Regions from separate parts of the Mus musculus genome. Here region 1 is linked to region 2. Evidence: chromatin loops called from intact Hi-C (ENCODE). Cell type or tissue: left cerebral cortex. All regions are shown on one strand. Links, peaks and the distances in the headings refer to the core of each region. The heading gives the core; the rest is flanking DNA.

The links. Hi-C counts contacts between places; a loop is a spot of excess contacts. Peaks named below come from ENCODE experiments on the same cell type or tissue, not always from the same donor. Only the 100,000 strongest peaks of a DNase experiment are listed, where the experiment ranks them.
Region 1: it touches region 2 in a loop (8-fold over the local background); 2 of 42 quality-filtered maps call a loop at or near these places.

Annotation. Positions count from the first base shown.
Region 1 is chr15:74,585,032-74,593,300 of GRCm38, reverse strand. Adgrb1 (adhesion G protein-coupled receptor B1) reads right to left here. Exons shown (of 31, transcript NM_174991.3): 28 at 5,844-6,544; 29 at 5,159-5,194; 30 at 4,890-4,997; 31 at 3,837-4,614. The coding sequence ends at 4,417. Among named protein-coding and RNA genes, the nearest start is that of Mroh4, 47 kb to the left of the region's middle. In left cerebral cortex, for the core only: CTCF peaks have their summits at 877, 2,715, 3,386 (motif pointing left) and 6,833 (motif pointing left); DNase peaks (open chromatin) are centred at 3,394, 4,264, 4,685, 6,825 and 1 more place; H3K27ac peaks cover 3,657 bases.
Region 2 is chr15:74,745,299-74,753,620 of GRCm38, reverse strand. Slurp2 (secreted Ly6/Plaur domain containing 2) reads left to right here and starts at 6,934. Exons shown (of 3, transcript NM_001081961.1): 1 at 6,934-6,997. The coding sequence starts at 6,946. It overlaps Lynx1 (Ly6/neurotoxin 1), which reads left to right and starts at 642. Exons shown (of 4, transcript NM_011838.4): 1 at 642-736; 2 at 1,584-1,766; 3 at 1,977-2,078; 4 at 2,194-5,765. The coding sequence starts at 1,715. The coding sequence ends at 2,390. In left cerebral cortex, for the core only: a CTCF peak has its summit at 4,241 (motif pointing right); DNase peaks (open chromatin) are centred at 1,521, 1,877, 3,057, 4,181 and 2 more places; H3K4me3 peaks cover 2,151 bases; H3K27ac peaks cover 2,969 bases.

The sequences.
Region 1 (8,269 bases), core at 270-8,269, 160 kb after region 2:
AGTCATTTTGCCACGTTGGGGCCAGGAAGTGGAAGAAAGGTCACTGTCGAGCTTTGGCACAGAGGTTTCCTGCCTGACTAGAGGCAAGGCATTATGGGAAAGGGTAGAGCATCTCTAAGGCCCCTCTCAGCAGCGCTTGCATTAGTCACAGGTGGAAATGAGCAGACAGAAGCAGGTAAGGAGGGGGGGGCGTCCTCCAGATTGTAGGGGTGTGGGTGTTGATAAGAACGCAGTACTTGCTGGCAGCTGCTTCTGCTGGCTGCACCTCCAGTTGACGCAGAAACTCATTGTCCTCATGTGTCCTTCTTCCTTCACATTCCCCAGTCCATAGGAGCCAGGAAGCAGTGAACTGTAAGACCCAGGTTCTAATCCCGTCAGCATCACTACCTTACACAGCGATCACAGTAGCTACTACTGTCTTTGGCACCACCAGAACAAATGTCAGTCACAACCATGACCACCACCACCATTGTCACTAGCATCATTACCGCGACCATGTGACTATTTGTTGATGTTTCACTATTGCTGTTATCAGCCTTACCAGTGTCACCATCATCATCACCACCATCATCACCAGCCTCACCATTACTCTATTACCTCACTGACATCATCGCCACTACCATGGTGGCACAACCTTCGTTATTATGTTAACCTTACTACATCATTATCACCATCACTACTATCACAGTCACTAACACCATCATCACTATCACCATCACCATTATCATGCTCATCACCAGTAAAATCTCCAGTTCTAGGTCTATAAACCAAACTTTTGCCACCAACGTTACCCGCCCCCAACACTGTGCCAGTCACAATGGTGACCTCCATCATTCCAAGTCCCACATCTCCTAAGGCAAGGTAGTTCTAATGATGGCAGGTAGAGGGTGGCAGAGAGTACTCTCAGGTTCACTTCTGACTGGTTGCTAAAAAGGGTAGCTGGGTACTGAGAGGCTAGGACAGCCAAATCACACAAGGAAGACCCAGGAAGATCTCTCTGGAGGCCCAGCCATCTGAGGCTCCAAAGGAAAAGAGTGCCTTGTGATGGTAGCAGCAGCTAAGGATAGTGTTGGTGCCCTTAGGAAAGAGGCTCATTGGGGGAGCATCCAGGAACTGGTGCCAGGAGAGCTGAATTGCAGGCAAAGCCCTTTCTGACCTGTAGCATACCAGCAGCATCCTCTAGTTACCCTGAGTCTGGTTCTTCACTCTAGACAGTGTGATGGTTTGTATATGCTCCACCCAGGGAGTGGCGCTATTAGAAGGTTTGGCCCTGTTGGAGTGGATGTGTCACTGGGTGTGGGCTATAAGACCCTCATCCTAGCTGTCTGGAATATTCCACCTTCAGATGAAGATGTAGAACTCTCAGCTCATCCTACCTGGATGCTGCCGTGTTCTCGACTTGATGATAATGAACTGAACCTCTGAACCTGTAAGCCAGCCCCAATTAAATGTTGTTCTTATAAAAGTTGTTTTGGTCATGTACTGGCTGGTTTTGCGTGTCAACTTGACACAGGCTGGAGTTATCACAGAGAACTGTGGGGGAAGTGCCTCTATGAGATCCGGCTGTGGGGCATTTTCTAGGTTGGTGATCAAGGTGGGGAGGGTCCCGTGTGGGTGGGACCATCTCTGGGCTGGTAGTCTTGGGTTCTATAAGAGAGCAAGCTGAGCAAGTCAGGGGAAGCAAGCCAGTAAGTAACATCCCTCCATGGCCTCTGCATCAGCTCCTGCTTCCTGATCTGATTGAGTTCCTGTCCTGACTTCCTTTGGTGATGAACAGCAGTATAGAAGTATAAGCTGAATAAACCCTTTCCTCCCCAAACTTGCTTCTTGGTCATGATGTTTGTGCAGGAATAGAAACCCTGACTAAGACAGGTCATGGTGTCTGTTCATAGCAAGTAAAACCCTAACGAAGACAGATGGGATCATGACCCTGCTTGCCAGGTGTTAGAAGAACAGTACTCCAAAACACTGAGCCAGAGCAAAGAGACCTGACAGCAATCCATGGAAAGGCTCCTGTCCCTACAAGGGTTCTGGGCCAAGGCGACACTCGGTATGGACTCCCCTTTGGAATGTATATGGAGCCTGCTGGAGTGGGGCCCACTGGAGCAAGGCTCAGGGTGCTGATGAAGTACAGCCTTTGCTGGCCAGCTTCCTGTGCCAAAAGTAGATAGCAATTTCCGTTATGGGTCTCTCTAGGAGGAGGAAGAGGAGCCAGGACTCCTAGCACAAATATCCCTCCAGAGGGAGGGCCTGCAGTGGGGGTTGGCAGGGAGAGCTGCCTCTAGACACACACTGCATTTTACAGAGCTTTGACTCCAGCAGTTGAGTCTCTCCCTTCACATGGCCGGTATGAGGGGCTAGGGTACTCTATGCTGCTTTGTGTGTTGTTGCAGGTGGAGAGGACAGACAGGGACAGGCAGCTTACAGAGCTGGCTATGGATGCTTGGTCACTGCATGAAGACAGTATGAGGACAGTGGTAAGTCTGAGCAGGGTTCAGCCCTCAAGACCGAGACCTGGCCCACATTCACATGCTGCCTGCATAGGCAGAGTGCTGGGACCCCAGGGCTTTCTCTACCTGTACCAATAGACCCTCTCAGCTTCTTTCATTTTGTAATAGCCAGGGGTGAGGCCACTCAACTCATAGGAAGCTCTCCAGTCCTGGAAGGCAGAGCTTTTGTGCACAGACTGCAGGTGCATTATGATAGCGATTCTTCACGTGACCTGTGGTAGGCGCTGTGACGAGGCTTAGAAGCCTTCCATTGCGGGACATATGCACCCGTGCATACTTGGTTCACACTAGCCATGGCATGGTCTAGGCTGGGTCTTATTTTGTTGCCAAATCTCACCGAAGCATTGGTGGGGTGTTTGCTTTGTTGTTTGTAGTCTGTAGCTAGCTAGGGTCTATCCTGGGCTCTGCATGCCCTTCTCTGGCCATCTATGGACTTGTCCCTCCTCACTTACCATTCACCCACCCGTGTGTGTGCACCTAGGGGTGTGCCTGGCCATCACAGTTACCTGAGCTCACTGTGGTCACTATACCAACAAGCACTATCCCTAGCCTGTCTCTGCTGTGAAAAAGGATGCTGGGGAGGGGGTGGCATGTCAAAGACACAGTGAAGGAAGGAAGGGAGAAGATTTGGGTGAGGGTATAAAAGGAACCTATATGGGGCTGGACTCCTTTTCTAGCTCTTAGTACTTTGTTGGGGTTCTGTGGGCTTCACGTGTCCCTCAGGGCCAATGGTCTGCATCTGGATTCCAGTTCATACTGGGGTCTAAAGGGTTCTGCCTGCAGAGGTCCAGGCTTGTGCAGTCCCAGTGTTTGGGAAAGGAGGGACCTCCTCTCCTAGCTTCCCAACCAGACTCCTTGAGTGGCTTAGGCTGCCCCCTGCTGGAAGCTCTGGGAAATGCAAGAATGCTGAAGCTGGGGTTGCAGGCATCTGGTTGATTTGTTAGGTAGTCTGACCATAGGACCACCATGGTCTGGGGACAGGAAAAAGGGAACCAGTACTGGGCCTTACAAAGTAGTAGGGCAGGCCTGTTCAAGATGGGCCCAGGGGGGCTGCTAGAACCCAGCTACAACCCATATTTTGTTTCTTTTCTTTCACTATTTCAAGTTGTTTTACAATTGCTACCTGTTAACTCTGTCCTTCCCAGGTGACTCAGGGGTCCAATGAGTCAAATTAAGTCCCGCCTCAGAGGACCATATGGAGGGCAGGCACCCAGGGCAGGACAGGACAGGACAGGACAGGACAGGACAGGACAGGACAGGAGTTGCCTCCCTACCACTGAAATAGAACCATGCTGCTTCAGGAAAAAAAAAAAAGACTACAAAGCTGGGTTTTTAATTCTTTTTATTGAAGAAAAGAAAAGGAGAGAAAAAATAGATTCCCCACCCCGCTTCTTTCCAGAGTGATCTCAGTCCTGTCCCGGGGGGGCTGGGTCAGGACCATGCTCTCTGCCTGGGTCTGAGAGGGGCCCAGGGTCCTGGAAGGGAGTGGGGGGTCTGGCTGCTTCCCAAGGGGTAGGGGTGTCTAAAAATCGGAGCCAGGCTGGTGGGCCACAGGCAGTCCTCTGCAGTGGTGGCTGAAGTGGGCATCCTGGGGACGCTGGCCACACCAGGCCTGTCCGTGTTCACAGCAGCTCGCCTGCCTGCCTGCCCGGGCTTGCCCAAGGAGGGCTGAGTCTGAGGCACCATCTGGCCTCTGGATCCCTGTGCCCGCCGGCCATGCCACCTCCTGTCCTGTGTCTGGCTCTGGTCCCAGCACCGCGGGCCCTCTGCCTGGCCGCCTCTGAGCGCCCTGAGGCCGGGGCTGGACCCGGCCCGCCACCGCGAGCGCGTCTGTGCCCGTCCTATGGCGGAGCGGGCAGAGCAGCATCCCACCTCCTGGCCCGGTGTGGGGCCACGGCCCGCCCGCTCAGACCTCGGTCTGGAGGTCAATGATGTCCTGGCCAACCAGTGGGATGGTGGCACCCGCCTTCTCCCACTCTACGCTCCGCAGCTCCAGTGGAGACGGGGGCAGTGGCTCCAGCTCCTTTTTTACCCAGGCAGGCGTCCCGTGGGGCTTGCGGAGGCTCTCCCAGGCCCTCTTGTTGGGAGTCTGCTGCTTCTCTGGCTACTCAAGGCCAGCGGTGTAGTCGGAGCAGAGGAGGAAGAGAGAGAAGGGCTCTTAGGAAGGGATTCCCAGAGAGAACAGCAACCCACGCATCCCACAGCCCGAATCCAGGCAGTAGCTGCAGTTTCCATGATGGGGTCAGTGCTGTGGGGAAGGACACTCTGGAACCTGCCAGACAGAGCCAGGCTCAGGATCCTCCTGCCCTGCCCTTTGCACATCTGAGAAGGGACAGCTAGCCCAGGGAATGTGACTGGAGCAGAGCCCGTGCTTCTGACCTTGCTGTCTGCGCCTGGCACCTCCTTCTCCTTCTCAGCCGCATGCTGCAGCTTCCGGTTCAGGTCCTGGAACATGTCTTGGTGTCGCTTCCGTGTGTGCATGATCTTCTGTGGGTTGGGGCCAGGAGTCCTGAGCCCGGATGGGCATCCACAGCCACCCCTTCGTCCCACCTGCTGTTGGCCCCTGCCTTGAGCCCCTCTCCAATTCCCATTGCTGAAATGGCCCTAGTACCCAGCCTCTCTGGTCAGAGAGAGGCCCCTGCACTTACCTCAAAGTCCAGTTCTGCATACCGTGATTTCCGCCGCTGCAGGAGAAAGGGGTTGTGTGCATGGGCAATGTGTTCCCTAAAACTTCCTAGACCACAAGTCCAGGCCCTCTGGCCCAACAACTGGGGAGACACCAGCCTGCCTTCAGGGGACATGCTGAGGGTGCACCAAGTACCCAGGTTGCCTGTTCCCTAGGGACCAGCCCCAGCTCTGGGTTTGGAGGGGCTGCTGAGACTGAAGGGAAACCCTTGACAATGATGGAATAAGGATGGGGTCTCTGTGAGCAGTGAGGACTCCCACCCCTGCTCCAGGCCTGTTTGCCCTTGCTCTCCCTCTGCAGTGTCGAGCTCAGGCAGGCCACACAGGTCACATGGTTGGACCCCCAACAGTGAACTCAGTGCTGGCTGCACCTAACAGGTAGAAGGCTAGATGGTGGCACATCCTAGTGTGGGGCAGGGGCTCCCTAAGGGTGCCATCCTAGCCTCTGCCCCTTGTCCTAAAGGCTGAATAAAGTACGGGGGGAATACAAAGCACTAGGCTAACCACAGACTGTTGTGTGAAAAGATCCTGTCCCTGGGCTAGCCTTACCCACTTCTGACATACCCAGAGCCCACAGGGCAGGGAAGTACCAGCCCTTGGCTGGGGTTCCACCCATCTCTGCCTTGGCAGACTCTAAACCATTCTCACCTCCAGAGAGCTCACTGACAAGGTGGCCACGTTCTCATTCTTGGCCCCAGCACCTGAACTGGGTCCCGGGTGGGCCGCAGGCTCCCCCGTGTCCCCCAGGCTGGGAGGTGCAGGCTCCAGGGTGGGTGGTGGGGGTATGGGCTGTTGGGGTGGAGGGGGTGGTGGAGGTGGCGGTGGTGGGGGCTGGACAGGGGGCACCTCAGGGGGTGCACCACCTGGGGGCTCACGGGCAGGTGGGCTTCGGGTAGGGAAGCTGGCATCAGGTGCCATGCTAAGGTGGATGAGGCGGGTTTGGGGCATCTGGTCAATGTTGATGCTGTATTTGGGTTCCTCCTTGGGTTTGGGCCGGAGTGTGGCCGTGGCCGTGGGCAGGATCACGTAGCTCGTGTCCAGAGCCTTCTCCTGGGCTCGGCTCAGCTCGGAGTCCAGTTTCTTAAAGATGTCCCCATCGCCAATAAAAGAGGACTTGGGGGCCTTGTCCTTTTTGAGGGTGAGTGAGTGATTAGGGAAGTCAGGCAGTGGCCCACCAGGATAGCGGGGTGAACCGTGCAGGTGCAGCTTGGACACATTAGCTGGCAGGCTGTTGAAGGTGGGGGGTGGGCCCTTGGCCAGCTTCATCTTCTCCTCTTCAGGCAGTGATGGTCGCTTGAAGGTACCTGTGATAGTTGCTGTGCGGCAGGCTGCAATGTCTTTGTTCAGCACTAGTGGGGGAGCATCGGAAAAGACAGTAGATAGGAAAAGGGGATCAGAGGGGTAAGGATGGTCTGCAGCAGCAAAGGCTCACGCCAGCCAGCACTGCTGCCACCCTGGTCTCCACCCACAGCAGCCCCGACATCCACTCCAGGTTCAGGGGGCACATGGGCAGCTAAAGCTCCTTTGTCTTTTCTAATGAGGCTGGTCCACAGGGGTTTCTGTCTGCCTCCCAAGACAACCAACCAGACAGACAGTCGCTCATACAAAGCAATTCCGAAAGTCAGGTGAGGGCGCCCCCTGCTGGAAAGCACACAGTGAGGTACTTCCAGGCTGAAAGAACAGCCCCTTCTAGTGAGCTCCCTACCCCACTGCCCTCCAGGACTTCTGCAGCACAAGAGCCCTTAGAGGAGGGGAGAATGTGCTTGGCATAGGCACATCAGCTCCAAGGACCATGGGACCTAGCACAGCAGGTTAATCTCTCTGAAGCACTCTCCTGTCTTAACTTCCCTTGTATCTTCATAAAGACCCCTTTCCTGAAGTGTTCACCCTGCTACCTCTCTTGTGGTATGTCTGGCATCTGGCCTGGACTCCAGCTCACCAAACATCCCATCTGTCACTTGCCCATCAACCCAGCCCCACTAGCCAGTAGAGTACCTGATTAGTTCTCACCCAAGGCAGTTGTCCACCCTGCCCTTCCTGGGTGCTCTTTCCAGAGCAGGGTCACACTCTCTTCTTAGGAAGCCTGGCCCAGGTCTGCATACTGCTTGTTCTGATCACACCTGGTCCACCTAACCTTGGGGCTCACCAGCATCTCTTGCCATCTTATCAACTATGATCACCCACAACATTCTAGCTTCCCGGGCAGAAGGTCCCTCACCCTCCCAGCTCACCTCCAATGACATTTGGCTCTTCTATACTATCACCCAGTATGGCAGCTTGAATAAGAACAACCCCATAGGCTAATATATCTGAATTCTTAGTCTTCGGGGAGTAGCATTTTTTGAAAGGGTTTAGGAGGCATGGTCTTGATGGAGGAAGTGTGTCACTAGGGATAGGCTTTGAGGTTTCAGAGCCTATCTCAGGTCCAGTGTGGATTGTGGTGTAGTTCTCGACTACTGCTTGTGTGCTGCAATGCTCCCCACCATGATGATGAACTAAAACGCTGAAACTCTAAGCAGGCCCCCAGCTAAATGCTTTCCTTTCTAAGAGCTGCCTTGGTCATGGTGTCTTCACAGCAATAGAACAGTGACTAAGTCACCCAGCACTGTCGTCCTCCAGCCCTTCCCCAGTACCCCAGCAGTGAACTAGCCACCTTTCCTATCAATTTGTATGCAGCTCTCCAAGGATCAACATCATCTCAAGGACGACCTCCTTGGCCTGCACACAGCTCAGCCCAACCCCTCCCAATAGGGACTCTGCCCCACCATGGACATCTATACACAGACACCCATTGTGTGCCCACCAGCCACATTCAGCCCATAACATCACGAGGCACAGCTGGGCATAGGGAGCACAGAGTACAGCATTACGGCTGGGTCAGCACCCAACCCCTAGTGCCTGGGTCATCTCTTGGGTAGGCTATGGAGCTAGATCTTTGAAGACTAAGAAAGGATTTTTCTGCCCCATGTTAAAGTCACCTCCTCCAGGAGTCTCACCCAGGAAGCAGTTGACAATCCCCAGTTGGGAACCAGGCTTTGCAAAGCCAGATTGACCCCACCACAGTCAGAGACTGT
Region 2 (8,322 bases), core at 288-8,287:
CACCTGCTGGAAGAATGCCCTATGCACTCTTCGCTATTACTACAGACTTTATTTTCTTCCTCCCACAACAGGAAAAAAAGTAGGATTCGTGAAGAACTATTAAAATTTGGCTGCTTTTGAAACACAATAAAAATAAAATGAATTTTAGCTACATAGAGCAATTATTTAGTGGCACACTTTTGATGGTAAGAACTGCTTGTCAGCCATTGGATTCCTCTAAGGCTTGCTCGAAAGCGTTGCTATGGATCCCAAGTAAGGGCAGAGGTGCGGTGAGGTCCTTCTCCAGGTAGTGCCTCTTCCCAGAGTCAGCATGCCCACACAGTGCAGCTTGGTCTGTGGGGGCAGGGCAGCAGGGATGAGGAGAGCTACGGCAAAACCTGAGGAGAATTTTCAGGAGGTGTATACTCTCCTCTGGGTCGCTACTGGGAATCTTCACATGAGTAGGTGCATTCTGATGCCCAGCGATGCCCAGGCTTTGCTCACTAGGTCCATTACCAGAAAGAGTTTATCCCGGAGACTGAGCCTACAGAAGGCAGGCTGGGGCGGGGTTTGAGCGGTCTCCGGGGCGGAGCGTGTGTCCTGGGGGCGGGGTGGGCGGGGCCAGTCGTGAGCAGGCACTGCGGATCTGTTGCCCCGGCGGAGCCTACTTGGCCTGCCTGCGATGCGGTACCAACACCGCACGAAGTGTGTACAGATTCCCAGTTAGACAGCAGGAGGGACCTGGGAGCGGCCAGGGGTGAGTTTCCATGACGATAGGGATCGTGGTGGTGAAGGGCAAGGGCGAGGTCACTCCACACCCAGCCCGCCCTGGGAGTCCTTCCAAGCAAGACTGCAGTCTTTCGGGCGGAGCTCCCCGAGATGGGGCAGGCTCAGTCGAGCCTCAGGCCAGGCCTGAGGCAGGACTTCAGCATCCCGGGCTGGCACCTAGAAAATGGGTCATAAAGGGTGGGTTGTCTTCCGGGAGGGTATTTTGGTACCCCTACAGCAAGGGCCGGCCCGAGTCTATAGGCAGGGAGGAGAGTATTAGTTCACATCCCCCTCCAACAGTCCCAAACACCAGACCCAGCCTACGGAGCTCTGTCTCGGGCAAGCATCGTCCGGCCCCTTCCCCTGTGGTGAAGGAGTCACACAGCCCTGCACTTCTCTGCGCACGGGGGTTGGGGAGACTTCACGCAGTGAGAGCAAACGCGAGAAGGACCCCTGCCCCACGAAGAGTCCAAACCTGGCTTCCAGTCTTATTTTGGCAAGCCTCTTGCACTCTGGGCTTTGCCAGGAAGAGACTGCATGCCAAGTATCCCCTGCAAAAAAAAAAAAAAAAAAAGACCCCCTGGGTGAAGTTCTCTTTGTGTTTGGCATTCAAGGACTCTGGGACTTCCTGGTTTTCATTGATGTTGCCCATTTTTCCCCGTCTTTAGCTCCCTCCGCCCTCCCTTTTTGCTTGCTTTTGGTCGGAATGCTCCATATCCCACTCCCTCCTCCCATCTCCAGGTAACTGGAAATCAGTGACACCCACTGAGCTGGGAGGGCTCTTGTGCCCGCCCCAGCCCAGCTGTCATTACAAATCTCTGTCATCGTCTATGCAGGGATGTTTTATCTCTAAGAGACCAAGAGCTCAGGCAGGGCTTCTGTGCCCTGCTTCCTCCCTGGCTTGAGCTGGATCCTGGACCAGCTGCTGACCTCCTGTTCACTCTGGCACTGCCCTCACGTCTCCGTCATGACCCATCTGCTCACAGTGTTCCTGGTGGCCCTGATGGGCCTGCCTGTGGGTAAGGTGGACAGAGGCTAGAGGGACCCGGTTGAAGCCTGACCCTGGGAAAAGGTGGGTGGAGAAAGGGCAGGCTGGCCAGAATTCTCTCCCCTTCTGGATGTCCTGATCTGGCCGCCAGTGGAAGTGGGAGGTTGCCTGGAGACAGCTGGGGTCTGACTGACAGGAAAAGGATTTCTTCCTGCTCTCTGATCCCCATCCTCATCCACAGCCCAGGCTCTGGAGTGCCACGTGTGTGCCTACAATGGAGACAACTGCTTCAAACCCATGCGCTGCCCAGCCATGGCCACCTACTGTATGACCACACGAACTTGTGAGTCTGGCATCCTGGAGGGAGGCTTCTACCTGCACTGGTGGACAAGCTAAGACTGGGCTATCCAAGGTTCTGATCCTCTCTTCTGTAACCTTCTTGTGTCTGTCCCCTGCAGACTTCACCCCATACCGGATGAAGGTGAGGAAGTCCTGTGTCCCCAGCTGCTTTGAAACCGTGTACGATGGCTATTCCAAGCATGCATCTGCCACCTCCTGTTGCCAGTACTACCTCTGCAACGGTGCTGGCTTTGCTACCCCGGTGACCTTGGCCCTGGTCCCAGCACTCCTAGCTACCTTCTGGAGCTTGCTGTAAAGCTCGGTTCCCCAAGCCAGATCCACTCAAACGCAACACTCTCAAAAAACACAGTTTCCCTCTCTCTCCCAATTCACTCCACCCAACGCTCTTCCTTCTGACACTCCTCAACTACCACGAGGTCCCATGGCTACCTACGAAAGAACTGATGGCATCCAGATACCTCACTCCAAGGTCATTTTCAGAAGGCTGACATGTGGACCTGTAATGTGCCCACCCATGGGTGGGGCAGGCTGGGCTTCTCCTCTACCCAAGATCAGGGGCATCTGGGAGAATGTTTATGGAGGAGGGGTCATCACTCAAGTCAAGGAGCACTGATTTGATAGAATTAGTAGCCAAACTCCACCTTCAGAACCCTGCCTCAGTCTACCCAGTAGAGGATGGGTCTGCTAGAGGTGAGGGGAGGAGAGCGGCGGAGAATAACGAGCTGGCTAGAAGCAGAGAAAGACTCAGCAGGGCTGTCTCCGAAGATCAGCGCGGCTTGCCAGAGCAAATGTGATGTGGAAGCCATGTGAGGAAGCCCTTTGTCATTTCCACTTATCTGAGGAACTCTGCCAGACCTGATGTTGGGATAGCCATTGGCCAAGGGTTCCTAGCAACGGCGTCATTTCCATAGGCCACTGAAATCCCTCCAGCCCCAGCTCAGCAGGCCCCTTGACCTCCACTACAGTCCTTCATTCACACACCAGCTGCTGGGCCTTGAAGTTGGCAGGGACTTGGGAGCAGGTGACCCATGCTATTTTTTGTCTGGCCTGTTATTCTGGGCATGGCAAGAAGGGATCAGACGCAGGTCAGAGCAGGGCAGTAGGGCGACTGAGACAGGGAAACAGACTTCAGCCAGTGGCTTCCCAGGTCCCGTAGGCAGCTCCTACATCCTTCAGTCTCTTGTTACATTCCCGGGAGACAAATATACAGGGAGCCAAGCCGAGTGCTAGGTGATGACTGCCTGTGAAGTCTATTGTGGCCACAGACTGCTGGGTACCAAGTCTCAGGAGAACCCAGCCTAGATTTAGGAGACACAGATCTGCCTTTCATGCAGTGTAGCTGTCCTTGGGAGCCTTACCATGCTCTCTAACTAGTACCTCAACTCACATGTCACTGAGGAACCCCCTAACACTGGCCCAGCCCAGGGGTCGGGATGCTGGCCAATGTCCATGGAGTGGGACTACCCATGGAGAGTCCTTGGGTCATCACATCACAAATGTTTTATTCCAACCTCCCAGTGGTGAGAGCTCGGGACACAAAGGTCCATCCTGGGGACCTTCTTCCTGGTTCTAGGCAGACCTGAACTCTGTCTGCTGCTAGAGCTGATGTGGTTTTCCGCCTCAGTTTCCTCCTCCGGGGATAGGCCACCGGAGGATTTGGGAGGGTGGGGAGGGCATCCTGCTGATGGGCTCGCCGAGGTTCTCAGGAACAGGAACGGGCGGGGCTTTAGTACACAGGTGAGTTGGGTGGGAACTGGCCCGGAGCTGAGGAGACACTGACTGGGCAGAGGGAAGATGAGTCTCAAGGGAGGGCAGGAAAAGGGAGGGGGAGCGCGCATGCACATGTGCACTCAGTGCAGGCTACAGAGCCCAAAAGGCAGCACTGGCTGTGGTGTCCCCTGAGGCCCAGGCAAGATGCTAGGAGGAAGCCAATGCTGCCCCCACCTGAGCTCACATGGAACATGCACACCACCAGCAGCAGCAGCAAGCATTGAGACTGACCTGTGGACGCCATAGGGCACTGGCAAGGAGGGTCAGAGGCGGGTCCCTGACTCAGTGGGTGAGGCCCGGGAAACATTATCCTGTTACCCTGCGTGTGCAAGATCATTGTCCCCAGCTAGATGGCGTCCTCAACCAAAACTGAGAGGAGCCCCAGTTCAGGTCCTCCCTCCTACCACAAGGGGGTGGTGTGGAGGAGGCTTGATTGCCCTTGGAGAAGCACCGGTACTGCAGAGCTGGGGGCCAGCTTCTTTCATCTGTGTCTAGACACCGACCAGATAGGCCCCACAGTGGCAACACTGCCACACAGCCCTACAAGAAGCCCTGTGCCTAGCTAGCACAGAGCCCCAAAAGGTGCTCAATTAATACAGGGCCAAGCCTGCCAGTGGGGGGGATGCAGATTAGGGGAACAGACCCAGATGGCCTGTCCTGAACCCTGTCTGGGGTGGTGTGATGAGCATCTGTCTAGCCCACTGCAGGTGGCTCTACACACTCCACAACAGTTCTGCAAAAGTGTATGAGGTGGTCATTACTGCGCCCCTCTCACAGGTAAAGGCACTGAGGCACGGAGGAGTGAGGCACTTCATTTTCCTGGGCCATTCAACTTTCCAGGACCAACACATTCAACTATGGGTACTACTCCAATAGCTGGGGTTCTTTGAGGCTGGGCCCCCTGAAGATGATAGTGGCTTCATCAACCAGAGAATTTCAGAGTGCAGTGTTGTAGGAGCCTATGAACCTGAAATGTCAGAACTGGAGGTTTGAGGGGCTGAGGGGTAGGCCAGGGGTGTCTGGCCCCTTGTGTGGAGACAGAGAGAGAGGGAACATGGGATGGGGTAGTAGAGAGAAGTGCAAAGGAGCGTCAGCCTTTCTCAGGGCTAATGCTGTCAGGGACGAGGGCTCAAGCCTGTGAGTGTTCTCACACTGTGATAAACAGTGGCCCCTCAACACAGACGGTGTCCAGAGTGGCCGGCAGTGGTTATCTAGAGTTGCAATCTGGAAGCCTCTTGGTAGTCACTGGAGAGAGGCCGCTTGATGGGACAGCACCAAATGTGTGTGCTTCTGTGGGATGTGAGGAAGCTGGGTCAGCGCATGAAGCCAAAGCGTCCTTCAGAGCAGAGGGGTGGCTGGTCTAGTCCACCAGAGACAAGCTATCCAGTGAGAGTCATACTCTGCCACCGTCTCTGTGATTACCTTACCCCAAAGCAGACGGGGACGGGATGCAGAGCACCCGTGTCTTCATCTTCTGCGGCAAGCACGTGAGTTCACATTCTGAAACTCTAGAAAGATTTCCAGGAGTGGGGTGTGCCTTTGCTTTGGTGCATGGTTACTTCCTGGCAAGCACCGTGGCATCCCGCAGCACTGAGTGACCTGGGCTCCTCAAGCCATCTCATTGGTGAAATGACAGTGCCAGTACCCTCTCAGCTGGCTCTTGGAGGCCTGTGCATGGGGTCTGCACAGAGGAGGCCCCCAAACTATGCATGGACGGACACGTGATGCCTAGCACTTCCCTTGGTTGTGTCTCTGCCAACCCCAGGCTCTCACCCAGCAAGGAAATGAAATCCACTTTTATGACACATCTCCCTCCCCCAGCCAGCTCCATTCACCTATATGCCAGGGTGGTCCCTTTCAATGTCTGTCCCCCATTGGATGAATAAACAAGCGAAGGACATGTGGCTCTCTTTCTCTCATTCCTTTCTGTCTCTATCCAGATTGCTTTGGTGGATCCTTCTGATCCCGAAGGTCTTTGGTTCCTGTCCTTGTACCCAAGCTAGCCAAGGCAAGGGAGGTATTAACAGGATATTTGGGGCTCACTAGAAGTCACCTCCATTCTGTGGAAAGAGGCAGGCCCACCAATTCCCATGCATAGACTGACAAGCCTCAGAGTATGCTGAGAAACTGGGTGGGAGACACCAGACTGGAACCCCCTACCTGCTATTTGTGCCTTGGTCTGGCTTTCTGATTCTTAATCCCACATCCTTGTTAATTAATACTGAGGAAGAGAGTCTTACTCTAGTAGCTTCTCTCTCACTATCTCTTGCCCTTTGCCCTGTCCAACCCCCGGGTTGAGGGGATCCCATAAAGAATGGAGGTCAATCAAAGCCACCTGGACAGCCAGCGTAGACACATGGCGTCTCTTGCCTGGCCTCAGCCCCTCTATCCCAGTCTATTGACAGAATGACCTCTGCCCTTCAATTGCCTGCTTTTGTCTCTTTAGCCCAATCTGGGACCTTTTTAACACCAAAGGCTTTGCCTTCCTCTCCTATTGCCACTTGGTCCCATGCTAGTACAATCCCTTGATTGCTAACACTCACCCCTGATTACCAGTATCACATGTACAGCCATGATTCTCCTGGCTCTCCTAGTCCTGGGAGGGACAGGACATGACCGAAGCCTGATTTAGCAGATTAGGAAACTGGTCCTTCAAAAGCCGGGCCACCATCCTCCATCCAGAAGGTGCTGCCGAGGAAGACATCCTAGTATCACCTGGCCCCAGCTCCGGTCTCACTTTCGAGTGGAGCAGAAGACTGCTTGCTATACTATGTCCTCTCTGCAGCTGCAGGGTGAGGTGGACTTGTACTGAGCTTCCAGCCTGCACAAGACCTCCCTTGAGAGCCCTGGGCCTGATGTTTGGCACATCCCTACTCCATGGAGGAGGGAAGAAGGCTTGTGAAATTGTACCTGGCTCCCCAAGGCCACATAGCAACAAGCTCTGCCAGCTCTCATCTGAGCCAGGTTGCAAGTGACTCAGGGCTGGGAACCAGCAGCAATGGGAGGCAAGGGTGGAGTAGGAGCCACAAGCAGGTATAAGGGGTGGCCAGGGAGTAAACCTCATCCCCGACGCGGAGAACATGAGGCTTCCCTTCTGGTTCCTTCTGGCCGTGGTCTTGAGCATGGAGCTAGGTGAGTCAGGAATATGGATGCCTTCCCTACTGCCCCTACTTAGCTGTGTCCTTCCAGCCTGGGCCACTGCTGACCCTTTGGGGTACCTCTTTCCTTTTTCCTCTCCCCATCCTAGACCCCAAAACCCTCCCTATCTACAAGCCTCTGTCTTCTGCTGCTGGCTTTCATAGATCTCTAAACTCTCTTCTCTGAACCCCACAACACTCAAGCTTCATGCTTCTCAGTTTGAAACCCAACCCTAGGTATCCCCGACTCCATAGCAACAACCTTCCACACTCACAAGCCCGGCACACCTCTGCTACTTTGCCCCCCTCCAGCCCCAGGGCCCCAGCTGGTCTGTCTTCTGCAGCCACAACTCTCTCCTGACACGCTCTTACCTCCTTGTTTAGATTCTGTCTGTTCCACCTTCCCAGGGCGATTTCATCTAGTTGACATTCAGTTCCCTCGAACTTCTGTACCCTCCAGGCTAGCTAGCTCCTGTAATGGGTGCCTTGACGCCAGTGCCTGCTGATGGCCTCCCAGGGACAGCCACAGATATCATTTCCTATTCCTGGCCTTGCCATCCTTTAATGGAGTCCAAGTGGTTCCTATATCCAACCCCGATCAATGCCTGAGCAAAGAAACAGTTGCCATCAGCAAAGGGTGCTCCAGATTCAGCCAGCCTCAGCTCCCAGAAGCCTCACCTAGCAAACTCTTGGTTTCCATCATGGGTGGGAATGCTCCAGCATTTGGGGTCCACCTGAGCTGTGGGATAGGAGGTCCATGTGTACATCTCTGGCTCGATTTCACTATTCTTGAACTGGGCCTAATGGGGACTCTCTGACCTGAGGAAGTCTGAACTGCTGACCACCTAATTGCTGCCCAGGGCCTTCAACACAGTCCATCTCCACTTTGATGGCCCTGAGCACAAGGTTTAGAGACATTTGTCTCTGTCAGGGCTGAGGTTTCAGAGGGAGGGCTCAGCCATGGGCCAGTTGCCATCTTCATCTGAGCTAAGGCTCTAGTATCTCAGGAGCATCTGTGAGCCTGAGGCAAGTCTCTACACAGGGACCTCCCAGGCTCTTCCTTCATACCCACCCCTCGAGACAAAAGCCTCAAGCCTGGCCACTTCAACGTCAGAGGGAGTCAGTCTCTCTCTGCGTAGTCCACGTCCTACATCTTTGCTGTGTGCCTGTTCTGCCACCCATGGGTAATGCCGTAGACTCAGGGCTCAACATAGCCTGAGAAGGGGAGATTCCATCCTAAGCTGATCCCAGGGTGAGAAAATAAGACCAGGGAGAGAGTCAACTATCCCTTGGCAACACTGCAGTGGGATTGGACCCAGT